Regions from separate parts of the Homo sapiens genome. Here region 1 is linked to region 2. A link is a contact called in ENCODE Hi-C or POLR2A ChIA-PET data. All regions are on one chromosome and are shown on one strand. Each heading gives the region's core, a stretch centred on a gene start or an enhancer-like site at or near the end of the contact. The rest is flanking DNA. Distances are from core to core; before and after follow the strand shown. Region 1 overlaps PFDN1 (prefoldin subunit 1). Region 2 overlaps CYSTM1 (cysteine rich transmembrane module containing 1).

Region 1 (6,545 bases), core at 480-2,979, 41 kb after region 2:
TTGTCCCCTCTTCTTCATAACTAAGCCTTACCACACATATTAATAAAATCTGAAGAACTTCTTTTACTCCACTAATTATTAAGCTTATATCCTAATGCGGCCAGCCCAGATAATTTTTTTTTTTGAGACGGAGTCTCGCTCTGTTGCCCAGGCTGGAGTGCAGTGGCATGATCTTGGCTCACTGCAAGCTCCACCTCCCGGGTTCATGCCATTCTCCTGCCTCAGCCTCCCGAGTAGCTGGGACTACAGGCGCCCACCACCACGCCTGGCTAATTTTTTCTATTTTTTAGTAGAGACAGGGTTTCACCATGTTAGCCAGGATGGTCTCGATTTCCTGACCTCGTGATCTGCCCGCCTCGGCCTCCCAAAGTGCTGGGATTACAGGCATGAGCCACCACGCCCAGCCCAGCCCAACTGATGATCTTAGTCTTCAGTAGTAACTTGATTCTTTGTAAAACCTTACTGTATATTTACAGGAAAGAGAGCCCACATTCATGCAAAACAAGGATTAATTCCAGGTCTTTTACTATAGAACCCTTCATGTCTAAAATATTCTTACTGGATCCAAGAGATGGGTGCTATTTCAGATAAGATTATGGTTTACAGAATATTTTTCTCAGAACTAACTCATATTTGTATTTGAAGAGAAGAGTTGTTTTGAACAGTACTAAGTCTCAGTAATGTTATGTAAAAACTATTCTAAAACAAGGTGCAAGAGTCACCAAATTATGTCATGACATGTGTGATTTTACTGAGAAAGTCTTTTAGCCATGGAAATAATTTTTTGAGTAAAATATACATTTTTAAGTAGCACTGATAGCTGGCCAATGAGTACTATTCTCAAATAAAAGGTCATCAGACATCATCTTTATTAGTGTCTGGGAAAATTTCAAAGCTAAGATTAGAGGTCAAGTCATTACTTATGTGGCCTTTAAAAATAAAGTATCTGAACAGATACTAAATCTCTTGAGCAGAAAATAAAATTACTAGAAAGCAAGAACACTCAACAACAAAAACACGTTTTTCCATGACCACATATCCTTTGAGGTAGCTATACTGGACTGTGCCAACTTCAAAGGCCAGAGAGATTCCACCGAAGCTGGCCAACTTACTACTACAAACCTAAGGACATCTCAGCCACGCAAGTTTTAACAAGGATGAATGTTGGGTAAATGCAAATGTCTACCTCAAAGAGTAGTTACACAGTAAAAATTCAAACACAAAAACTTATGGAAAGTTTGGTTTAGTCCTCAATTTAAAAAATGGCAAAGATATATTGTATGAAGACTGGAAAAGGCTCCAAGAAACATCTGATTTCTGAAAAAAAGTCTTTGGAAAACATCTTTCTTATTGTTTAAAAGGGCATTGGATTATCAGATACTATGTGAAGAGAAAGGATTTATCATGATAATATAAGTCTTATCATAAGCAAATATTATGTACACAGTTGCTCAATGTAGAGAATCTCATAGTCATTCTGCCTGATTGTTTATGGAAAGCCAAATAGTAAATAAAGAATTCTGGAGTTCAAAATGTACCAATAAGGAAAAATAAACCATGAAGAGGGAAAGTATTCTCTCATGACAAATAATATGCAGATAACATGCTTAAAATACTCAGGATTATATAACCTGAATTCGAGTTGATGCTTTGCAAAAGGCCTCTTCTTTGACCTGGAAATCAGTGCCACGTGCCTCTGCACTGTCCACTCTCAAGGACTTGTAACCTGCTATTTCACTTCCTCATTTATTTGTAATTATGCCATCTGAAAACATAATTCTGAGACTTTCGGTTTTGATTATTTGAGAAACATCAGACTCCGTTTTCTAAATCATCCTGCAGTTTGGTACAACTTCCACTTTCTTATAACTCAGTATGAATCAAAACCATTGTTCACCTGCCCAAAACACAATCCCAGATCACTTGCACTGCTGCATTTTGGACACAATTTCCAAAGTATGGTCACCTAGACATATGCTATTCAGAAACAACAAAATGCTTATGACGAGTTCACTTTGGGTGGGAAATTTTTAGAGGGTGTCTAAAAACGTATCCTATTAGCATTTAGGTTTCAGGGTATTCACAAATTAAGCAGCATAGAAAAGACATAAGAATGAGCCTATCTTCAGGAGAATGGCGTGAACCCGGGAGGTGGAGTTTGCAGTGAGCCGAGATCGCGCCACTGCACTCCAGCCTGGGCAACAGAGCGAGACTCCATCTCAAAAAAAAAAAAAAAAGAATGAGCCTATCTTGCTTCTTTGCCTAACTCCACTGGTGAGGAAAGTTACTGAATTTTTACGTCGTAATTTTTAGCGTGGAAGCAAGTAGAAATAAATTGAACTTCTTTTTTTAAAATTTTTTTAAATTGAATTTATTTCTTACTTTAATCACTTCCTTAGTAAGGAAGTGATTAAAACTTTATGGCACATCCACATTGTGGACTGCTCAGTGAGTTACAGACTTCTGTTATTGGCATAATGAAGAGTAGATACCCTGAACACTCCTGATTAGAAACAAAGGAAAAAAAAATTTTTTTTTAACATTTTGTTGAACTAACACAAAAGGAAGGATTCCACAAAGGTCCAAAGTGAAGTGAAACTGGGAATTCAGGAATGTAAGACAGCAGTAAATTGGCTTTCATCCTGAGAGTTTATGCTGAATCCTGGAGACCTTAAGTATCCACACTGGCACAGAAATAGGATACAAAACAGGAGATAAAACCAAGGGGGCAGCCAGGCATAATGGCATGCACCTGTAGTCCTAGCTACTCAGAAAGCTGAGGTGTGAGGATTGCTTAAATCCAAGAGTTCAAGTCCAGCCCAGGCAACATAGCAATGCCCCATGTCTAAAAAATAAATAAATTTTTTTAAAAAAGAATGACTAATTAAATAAAAAACCAAACCGAAATTTAAAAAAAAATATTTTTTTTATTGACATGTAAAGATGTCAATATAGTAAGTTAGTAAGTAAGTAAAAACTCAAGTTTAAAAAATTAGCACGTCAGCCAGGCGTGGTGGTTCACACCTGCAATCCCTGCACTTTAGGAGGCCGAGGTGGGTGGGTCACTTGAGTTCAGGAGTTAGAGACCCGCCTGGCCAACATGGTGAAACCCCATCTCTACTAAAAATACAAAAAAATTAGCCGGTGTGGTGGCGGGTGCCTGTAATCCCAGCTACTCGAGAGGCTGAGACAGGAAAATCACTTGAACCCATGAGACGGAGGTTGCAGTGAGCCAAGATCGTACCATTGCACTCCAGCCTGGGTGACAGAGTGAGACTCTGTCTCAAAAAAAAAAAAAAAAAAGAAAAGAAAAAAGAAAAATCAGCATGTCATTCCATTTTCAAGATGAAAAAATATGTAAAATAAAAAAGGATTTACACAAAGATGAAATGGGACTGGAAAAGAAAGAGAGAGCTTTTTAAAATTCATTGCTCGAAAAATGTTTCCTCTTGAATCCTCAATTTTTTTTGCGGGGGGGGGGGGGGGGGGGGGGGCGGGGGAGACAGTCTTGCTCTGTTGCCCAGGCTGGAGTACAGTGATGCCACCTCAGCTCACTGCAAACTACGCCTCCAGGGTTCAAGCAATTCTCGTGCCTCAGCCTCTGGAGTAGCTAGGATTATGGGTGCCTGCCACCACACCCAGTTAATTTTTGTATTTTAGTAGTGATAGGAGTTTACCATGTTGTCCAGGCTAGTCTCGAACTCCTGACCTCAGGGGATCCAACCGCCTCAGCCTCCCAAAGAGCTGGGATTATATATAGGAGTGAGCCACCATGCCCGGCCAAAGTTTTCTAAGTATGTAAAAAATTACCAAGTACAAAAATAAGACCTAGTCAGGTTAAATACCTTGCCCAGCTTGTATGTATTAGATTAGAACACTCGGTCTTTTTCGTACCATATTATAGTGGCTCTAATGTAAGTTATTATAAATATGTGTGTATGTGAATATATGTATACAAATAATCCAATCAACCTTGGATTAACTAGTTGGTTAAATTTGTTTCTCACAGGAGATACAGGCAAACAATTCTGAAATTGCTTTATATGTGTATGGGGATAAATAAATAAGTAAATGGACACTGGATGGTAGGAGCCGGGTTTCTCATATGAGAGAGAAGTTACAGATACGCAAGAAAGGAAGGCTAAAATGAACCCTGTGGTATCGAAGAGTCGGAGATATCAGTATAAACTCACAATCAGCTTAGTATGTGTACAGTGATGAACAGACACAGAAACAACTGTAGATATGTACATACACATGAATTAGTAGCATATATACACATATTATCTATTGCTAGTCACCAGAGGGCCTAGAAACGGTAACACCTCAGTAGTAACAAATAAACCCAGTGACCAGATATAGATTTCTAAATAACCACTCTCCAATAAAAGGAATCAGGAACCACAGCTTCTTGGAAAAATGACTAACTATAGGGCTCGGCAGGGAAAATACAAGATGAACCTGGAGCATACTGCAGTATGAGAAGGTCAGGAAGTACAGTAAAAACAAAAAGCTAAAGAAAAGACAAGCCACAGATGGAAGAAAATATTTGCAAAACACATATCTGATAAAGGATTTGCATCTAAATTATGCAAAGAACTCTTAAAATTCAACAATAAGAAAACAAACGACCATATTTAAAACAGGCAAAAGATCTGACAGACACCTCACCAAAGATAACACAGATGGCAAATAAGCAAGTGAAAAGATATTCAACATCATATGTTATTAGGGAACTATAAAATAAAATTATGAGATACTGCCACACACCTAGTATAATGGATAAAATCCCAAACACTGAGAACACCATATGCCGATGAAGCTGTGAAGCAACAGAAACTCTCATCCACTGATGGTGGGAATGCAAAAATGGTACAGCCCACTTTGGAAGACAGTTTGGCAGCTTCTTACAAAGCTTAACAGATGATCAATCAAATGCAGTCCATTATCCAAATGAGTTGAAAACTTCCATGCACATGTGCAAATGTTTACAGCTGCTTCATTTGTAACCGCCAAAACTTGGAACCAACCAAAATATTCTTCAATAAGTGAATGGATAAACTGTCAGTACATCCATACAATAGAATATTATTCGACGACAAAACGAAATGAGGTATCAAGTCACAAAGACACAGAGGAGCCTTAAATGCATATTGCTAAGTCGAAGAAACCAGTATAGTATGAAAGGCTATATATTGCATCATTCCAACTATATGAGATTTCAGAAAACGCAAAACTATATATAGAAACAGTAAAAAGGTCAGTGGTCACCAGGGAAGACAGTGGGGAAGGAAGGGGAAGAAGAGAAGAACAGGTGGAGCACAAGGAATTTGGGGGACAGTGAAACTATACTGTATGATAACACAAAGAGTGACCCCTAATGTAAACTATGGATCTTAGTTAACAATAATTTATCAATATGTTTTCATCAATTGTAACAAATGTACCACACTAATGCCAGATGTTAATAAGAGAAGAAACAGTGTGGGAGAGAGTGGAAAGGGAGTGAGAGCTTGCTGTTCTTTCTGCTCAATTTTTCCGTACTACTAAAACTACTATAAAAAAATAAAGTTGCTGGCCGTGCACGGTGGCTCATGCCTGTAATCCCAGCACTTGGGGAGGCCAAGGCGGGCAGATCACCTGAGGTCTGTAGTTCGACACCAGCCTGGACAACATGACAAAACTCCGTCTCTACTAAAAATAAAAAAAATGAGCCAGACATGGTGGCGGGTACCTGTAGTTCCAGGTACTCGGGAGGCTGAGGCAAAGAATTGCTTGAACCCAGAAGGCGGAGTTTGCAGTGAGCCGAGATCACACCACTGCACTCCAGCCTAGGCGACAGAGGGAGACTCTGTCTCAAAAAATAATAATAATAGTTGCCAGGCACAGTGGCTCACGCCTGTAATCCCAGCACTTTGGGAGGCTGAGGTGAGGGGATCACTTGAGTCCAGGAGTTCAAGACCAGCATGGGCAACATGACAAACTCCCATCTATACAAAAAAATTTTTAAATTAGCTGGGTTTGGTGGCACATGCCTGTAATCCCAACTATTTGGGAGGCTGAGGTAGAGAACTGCTTGAGCCCAGGAGGTCAAGGGTGCAGTAAGCCACAATCACACTACTGCATTTCTAGACTGGGAGAAGGAAAAAAAAAAAAAGGAGTAAATCTCAAAGAGCTCCCAATGGTCAAAGCAGAATTATTTGAGCAACAAAATAAATAATGTAGTACTAGATTATAACAGACATACAGCACCTAGACCCTGTCATACCTAGACAAAAGCAATCTACAGATCACTGTATGCTCAAATCTAACTCTGAGGGATGCTGCTGCTTCATCTCTGTACTATGCTATCCATGTTTCCCTCATTAACTACTGTATCCATAAATCCCTCCTTCCTCTTTCTTCTCCAGTGCCCATACTACAAGCACTATGCAAGGCTCTCTGCTAAACAATCTCTACCCAAAGTCCCTAGGAGAACTCATTTATTTTCAAGGCCTCAACTTAGCTAATAACCCTCAAAATAATATCAACCACTATCACCTGCA
Region 2 (7,146 bases), core at 1,744-4,243:
GTCCTCCATTTTGTAGCTGCTGTTTCTAACCTCTGTCAGCACTGCCTGGGAGTAATGAGTTCAAAGTCCCTAGTTCCCCACGTTTCCAAGTATGTTATGTGAAAGCCCTGGCAAGAACGAACCTGATTAAACTGGAGGAAAAAGGTGGAGCAAGCAAGACTAGGACGTTTTTGTTTCCCCAGTTAAGCTGCCTGAGGTTCAGGGGCTCTGACAGGTGAGAAAGGCATGGCCACCGCCTCAGCCCTGTCTCTGGAGGCTGGGGAGAAGGGGAAGCAGTGAGGAGACTGACTGATGTCCTGATGCCCATGCCCCACACGGCGGTCATGAAGACTGAGTGGCCCCATGTCCAGAAAGCCCTCAGCACAGGGCCTGGCACTTGTGAATACCTCAATAAATGGTAACTTAAGAGAGCCTGTGAGGCCCCTCCCACTGCAGCCAGCCTCCAGCTGAGTCTCTGGCCTGAAGCCCAGGGATGGCCTGCACATGAATCAAGCAGGCTATTTCCAGAGCTGGCAGGGGAGGGGCTTTCTGTCCCAGGGGCAGGCGAGCCAATCCTGTGACAGGGAGAGCACAGGGAAGGGGTTATTCAAGGGGATCTGCATGCCATTGTATTCTGGTTTCCCTGTCCAGAGCTGCCCATGCAGGATCCCGGGGTGGGCAGGCCATCCAGGCAGATGGAAGGGACACTCTGCCTGGGGCTTTCCTGCTGCAGTGACCCCAGGGCCTGGGGTGGCCAGGCTTCAGTGGGTAGGGTAGGCTCTGGCTGGATGTGAGAGATGACTTTGCTGTAGCCCCAGTCACCTCTGTTCTCTTTCTGATCCCTTTTCTATCCCAGTTGGGTATGAGCAAGCCTGGCTTGCCAGAGGCTTTAGAGCCATAAAGGCCTGGGTTCGGATTCTGCCCTTGCCTCTGCCTCGTCACATGTGCTTGAACGAGAGACTTGAGCTCTCTAAGCCTCGAATTCCTTGCCTGTGAAGTGGGAATGATGGTAGTATCTACCTCAGGGTTGCTGTGAAGACGAAATCAGGTACTTGACCTTAGGAGGCCTCAGAATAAATGAGCCATTCATCCTCTCCCTCTGAGCAGGCTTTCCTGGTGAAGGGCATCTAGACCCAGACCTGTGCTGCTGAGTGGAGCCAAATGCAAGTGGACTAGGATTAAACCTGTGCCATAGGAGAAGGAAAAGGAACATGTCCGTGCAGTAGAGGGCAGCTGATACAACGGGAGGACCTGGAAAATCTCCCTACTAACCCACTCAGCGTGCCCTGTAATAGCAATGACACCAGGCTCCAGAGAGAGGCGCTGCCGAGAGAGGTCTAAAAACAGATACAAAACACAAGAAAACTGAAAGAAAACCCCTAAAGGACTGGCTTAATTGATAACATTCATGCATTCATGAACTTTGGAAAAGTGAAATGCTTACTGCTTATGAGTTTGATGACAGTGGTTGTTTTGAGATTTTCAGTGGCCACAGATTGACTAGCAGCCATTTAAAATATGTCCTTATGGGAAGAGAAGCTAATGCCGCAAATCAGCTAACAAGTAGTGGGTAGTTGGGGTCCTTCTTGACCTATGGATTTGTTTAGCACTCAGATCTCTCGATAGAGCACTTGGCCATGACAGGGCTCAGGTTTCCAGCTCCATTTGGAGGAAAAGTGAGCATGCTAGGCTCAGGAAGACACCACACAGGCTCCAGCCGCCCCATCCCACTCAGCCAGGTTTTCATCCCTGCCTTCCTTCATCGTTTATGTCAAGGTATAGAGGTTGGGGGCACATTCTGAAATTGTGTATTGCCCAGGAATGAAAAACCAGGGCTCTTGATTATTCTTTAAGGGTTTAAAGCCCCCCTTTAAAAGGAGATTTTAATTCCCTTTCCTCTGTTATTCTTGGGTGATGGGTCAGCTGTATCCCAAGAAATGACCCCCAGTTCCCCTCCAGGGGGGAAGACATGCTACCTGGTTTACAAACCAAGTAGGGTTGGCCAACTCTGGTTGCCTTGGCATGGGGCCATTCTGCAAGTTCTCTAGTACTTGTCCCTGTGAGGGTGAGGGCGTCCTGAGTCTGGAGTGGCAGGAGGGAGAAAGCAGCTGAGCTGAGCCACCCTCCTTCCATTCAGCAGCAGCAATGGCAGGAACACGGTTTCACCAGTCTGCTCAATAGTTTTCCCCTGGTGTAGCCTTCCTGTGGTCCTGGGAGGCTAACTTTGCAGGGCCTGGGGTTTGCACCAGTCCATTCTCACCCTCTTCCCTCTTCTCCCTCCAGTGTATGTGGTAGAAGACCAAAGAAGAGATGAGCTAGGACCATCCACCTGCCTCACAGCCTGCTGGACGGCTCTCTGTTGCTGCTGTCTCTGGGACATGCTCACCTGACCAGACCAGCCCAGCCGTCCTGTCCTGCCAGCTCTGCTGCCACCTCTGACAGGTGTGCCTGCCCCCATCTCTTCTGATTGCTGTTAACAAATGACTAGCTTTGCACAGACACCTCTACCTTCAGCACTATGGGATTCTAGATTAATGGGGGTTGCTACTGTTTAATTCAGTGACTTGATCTTTTTAATGTCCAAAATCCATTTCTTATTGATCTTTAAAGATGTGCTAAATGACTTTTTTGGCCAAAGGCTTAGTTGTGAAAAATATAATTTTTAAATTATACATTCAAGGTAGTGGCCAAATGTAACACATCAATCATGGAATGATTTCTCTGCTAACAGCCGCCTGTATGTTTCAATAAATTTGTCCAAAGCTCAACTGTCTGTCTAAATGATTCCAGGCCTAAGCTAAGCTACCTGGAGTCTGTGCTTGTCTCCTGGACTGTTACCATGTCTAACTAACTACTCATCTGCTCACTGAGGCTTATAAAATGTGGGTATCTATCTCAGCTAGTGGCCACCATCCAATGTATGACCAGCAGCCAATCTACCTTTTTATTCTGGTGGTGATGCAAACAGTGAGGGTGCTACAAAGGCGGCCAGTTCTGAGGGCCAGGTGTTCTCCAGCTGGGTCATGGGCTCCCGGCCAAGCTACTCTCCCCGTAGTCCCACTCAGAGATAGGCTCAGGGAGGAGCATTTGCCACATCTTGCACCTGCCTTTACCCAGAGCCTAGGAAAGGGCCTTTTGGTAACCAGGGGCTGCCCCTGGAGTGGCTTCCAGGCCTGCTCCCTGGAAACCCAGGAACCTACAATTACATGGGGCCAGCCAAGAGGTTTTCCTTTTTTTTTTTTTTTTTTTTTTTTTTGAGATGATGGAGTTTCACTCTTGTTGCCCAGGCTGGAGGACAATGGCGTGATCTCGGCTCACCACAACCTCCCCCTCCTGGGTTCAAGCAATTCTCCTGCCTCAGCCTCCTGAGTAGCTGGGATTACAGGCATGTACCACCAGGCCGGGCTAATTTTGTATTTTTAGTAGAGACAGGGTTTCTCCATGTTGGTCAGTCTGGTTGCGAACTCCCAACCTCAGTTGATCTGCCCGCCTCGGCCTCCCAAAATGCTGGGATTACAGGCGTGAGCCACCGCTCCTGGCTGAAGTTTTCCCTTCTGGATGTCCCCTCACCCCTCACCCCAGCTCGTCAGCCGTGCCACTCATCTCATATTTGGCCACAGGGTGGCGCCAGGCTGCCATAGCAGCAAGTCCGATTTTCCTCCATCAGCTGGCCCGCCCAGCCCAGCCAGCCCGAGAAGCCGCAGCTGACAGCTAGCTCCCTGCCGACTCTGCCTTCCCTCCGAAGCAGTGGACGTGCTGATAAATGTTTACCGGTGCTCTCTTTAAAAAAAAAAAAAAAGCCATGTTTTGTTGCATGTCCTGTGTCTTATTTCTGATGTCCTGTGTCTTATTTCTGTGGTGTACGTGTTCTCACCATGCCATGGCTGATTTCAAGTTACCAATGTGATGTCACTGACTGGAGCTGGGAAGGGCAGCACAGGACCTGACATCATGTGGGATTTCTACCACCCAGACACAACAGAGCCAACCTCACAGATCACAGTCAGTGCACAGATAGAGCACAGATCGTGGTCAAATGTAGTAATTAGGGATGCATTTTGAATATTTATTGTCCTTGTTTTTAACATAATTTGCAAATTTACATAATTATAATGGCTGTGTTTGACAACTGGCTTGCAACAAAATTCTTGAAAATTGAATAATTGGCCCACCTGGGCTGGGATGAGCCAGCTGGATCACACCGTTGCCCCCTCAGCCTCTAGGAGGCCTCAGGATTATGGCGTCCATCTTATGATATTGGCCAAAAGGAGACAGTCTTGGAGGTGCTGCTTACTGTTGAACTTCCTTTTGGAATGTATGGGAGAAGGCAGGGAAAGGAATCTTTAGGCAGACTGCCATCCAGGGACTGCTATTCTGTTCACTGAGATTCAGCTGTGAACATCTGTTCTTTCTTCCTCTTCTGTCTACTGCATGCAGGCCCGGAAGCTGAGCGTTAGTCAAAGGTACAGGAAGGGAAAAGAGAAGAGGGCAAGGCCCATCCCCCAAGAAAGGAAGGGCTCTGATGCAGAGGGAGCAGGAGCTGAGGTGGAGACGGCCACTGCCTCTCTCACCCTCTGTTCCATCCCTCTGCTCAAGAAAACCAGGCTTAGCAGAGTGGGACAGACGCTTTTTATTGGTCTGGCTGGCGTGCCTAGTGGAAAGCTCAGGCAGAGCTTCCTATCTTGCCCTGGCTCCCATCTTCCCTCTCCTGGGAGTTCATCACACATCCCGAGAGGGAAGAGTGTCCTGGGCAGAGGTGGCAGGCAAAGCCGGGTAAAAACTCCAGGGCTGGGAAGCAAATGGGGCTCAGGGTGATGCAGAAAATGTGATGTTGCCAGGCCATCCAAATAAAGCATCCATCGGGGCAGAGGAGAAGCTGTTTCCCTGCAGACACTCCTCTGCCCCCACCAGGAATGGGAGGGGCAGGAGGAAGAGCTTCCCAGAGAGGCTCCCTACTGGGCCCTTCGTGCCATCAGCATCTCCCGGATGTTGTCCTCAGCTTCCTTAACGCTTCGCTCCAGGTAGGACTTTTTCTGCTGCAATATGAGAGACAGACAAAGGTTAGGACCAGAGTGAATGGGCCGGGCTGGAAGACACAGCTTTGATGTCCAATGGTTATGGCTTTTCCTTTGTGACAGGCAACTTTCAGGAGTATACTGCAAGCCAGGTACACACACCTGCCCACAGTGCTCCCCTCACCTCCGAACCATGGGTGATCACGGGCAGGCAGCAGGGAGAAGATGGCTTTGGTAGAAGCAAAAGTGCTCTGTGGAGGACAGGCAGTAGCACTCTTCCCCCAGAAGGAAGAAGACTCTAAAAAACAGGCGTCTCAGTACATGAAGTTATCCCAGACAGACAAAGGCCAGGAAATTCCAGGACAAAGCTCCTGTCCGTAACAGACTATCTCCTCTCAAGGTTTTCCATGGCCTGGGCCAGGCGTCTGTAGCCACTGCAGCTATAAAATGGATGGTGCACGCTCTGCCCTGTCCAGCAGGAATATGGGCTGCTGTGAGGGCTGTGGGGCTGTCTCGCATCGCACTGAGTGGGTGAGTCAGAAGGCAATCTGCTTTTCTAATGAGACTGCTGCCTGCCAGGAATCTGGGACACTAAAACACTGAGGAAAGCAGACCTTTTGGAGGCTTACCTTCTACTCCATCTGGGTCCTAAATTAAAAATCTCGGCTTAGACAAAGAACTTTCACTACTTTCAGGAGCCAAGATTTCAAAGATTAGTCAAAGGAAATGATGTCTGTACATTATTTGCCCTGTGCTCACCCCAGAAGTATGGTGGTTTTACCAGTGGTCCTTGCCCCGAGGACATAGTTGTGGCTGTATTCCCAGTTAACAGACATGAAATGAAGCCTCCGTTTTAGAGGAATACTATTCATGTCCTGAGGGAATACTCAAAATTATCACCTCCCAGGGCATATGTGACTGAGCCACACTGGAACCAGTAATACAGTCACCAGGCAGCCCAGGCCCTTCTCTCACCTCCACCCCCTTCACCCAAGCACCTGTTGATTCTGTTCCACCCATTAAAGTGCCCACAGGACTCAGGGAAGCAGGGAGAGTTTAGGGCAGAGGACAAGTGAGCTCTCTGTCCAATTAATTAGTTGTTTGTATGTTTTATTTATTTTTGAGACAAGGTCTCAGCTCAGAGTGCAATGGTGCAATCACGGTTCACTGTAGCCTCTACCTCCCACCTCAGCCCAAGTAGCTGGGACTCTAGGTGCACTGGGACTATAGATGTGTACCACCATGCCCGGCTAATTTTTTTTTTTTTTTTGTAGAAATGAGAAACTTCAATTTTTTATTTTTTGTATTGCCCAGGCTGATCTCAAACTCCTGGACCCAAGCGATCCTCCCTCCTCGGTCTCCCAAAGTGCTGGCATTACAGGCGTGAGCCACCGCGCTTAGCTATTTATTAAATGATACATATAGAGGCTTTTTCCTACAGAAGCCAAATGTGGCATACACAAATCTTTATCAGTTCTTCCGTGAACCTCTGATTCCTGTCTGTCCTCTCCTTGCTTCAAATTTCCTTAAGGCTAGAAAGAACCCTCTTTACTCATCTCCCATCTGTCCTAAGTTGCAGAGAATTCCTTGGAACACAACAGGAGCTCCATAAAAACTCATGGCCAGACACAGTGGCTCATGCCTATAATCCCAACACTTTGGGAGGCCAAGGCGGGCAGATCACCTGAGGCCAGGAGTTTAAGACCAGCCTGGCCAACATGGCAAAACCCTGTCTCTACAAAAAAATTAGACAGGTGTGGTGGGGGCACCTGTAATCCCAGCTACTTAGGGGCTGAGGCAGGAGAATCACTTGAACCCAGGAGGCGGAGGCTGCAGTGAGCCAAGGCCATGCCATCGCACTCCAGCCTGGGCAACAAGAGCAAAACTCCAACTCATGGTGACCATGATAACCATTCAATCCAATGCCTGCAAATGCATACTGCTGCTAAGGAATTTTAATTACATTGCTAAACCAAATACAGTCCTATCACTGTGATATCAGAGTGGGAATTTAAACTTCCTTTGATAAACAACTCTTTTTTTTTTTTTTGAGACGGAATCTCGCACTGTTGCCCAGGCTGGAGTGCAATGGCGCCATCTCGGCTCACTGCAACCTCCGCCTCCCGGGTTCACACGATTCTCCCGCCTCAGC

What was found. Hi-C counts contacts between places; a loop is a spot of excess contacts on that map. ChIA-PET counts read pairs that join two places held with the same protein, here RNA polymerase II (POLR2A). Pooled maps may share reads with other maps.
Region 1: a loop to region 2 is called in a map of OCI-LY7, with 4 times the contacts of the local background. The contact joins two enhancer-like sites. A Hi-C loop is called at or near these places in 27 of 168 maps with a recorded cell type or tissue (B cell, CD14-positive monocyte, CD4-positive, alpha-beta memory T cell and 17 more), 8 of 37 single-sample maps with no recorded cell type and 22 of 50 pooled maps. POLR2A ChIA-PET finds 5 or more read pairs at or near these places in 16 of 52 experiments (A673, BJ, GM12878 and 12 more).

What each region holds. Positions count from the first base shown.
Region 1 is chr5:140,283,127-140,289,671 of GRCh38, forward strand. All of the region lies in intron 2 of PFDN1 (prefoldin subunit 1), which reads right to left. Among named protein-coding and RNA genes, the nearest start is that of PFDN1, 17 kb to the right of the region's middle. Within about 2 kb of position 1,730, at least 4 of the 41 ENCODE cell types and tissues checked have a DNase peak (open chromatin) inside an H3K27ac peak, as active enhancers do; they include B cell, CD14-positive monocyte and OCI-LY7, where a contact is called at or near this core.
Region 2 is chr5:140,241,043-140,248,188 of GRCh38, forward strand. It overlaps CYSTM1 (cysteine rich transmembrane module containing 1), which reads left to right. Exons shown (of 3, transcript NM_032412.4): 3 at 2,263-2,747. The coding sequence ends at 2,369. It overlaps PFDN1 (prefoldin subunit 1), which reads right to left. Exons shown (of 4, transcript NM_002622.5): 4 at 3,993-5,015. The coding sequence ends at 4,932. Among named protein-coding and RNA genes, the nearest start is that of PFDN1, 58 kb to the right of the region's middle. RefSeq lists enhancers at 1-699, 700-1,536. Within about 2 kb of position 2,994, at least 16 of the 41 ENCODE cell types and tissues checked have a DNase peak (open chromatin) inside an H3K27ac peak, as active enhancers do; they include B cell, CD14-positive monocyte and OCI-LY7, where a contact is called at or near this core.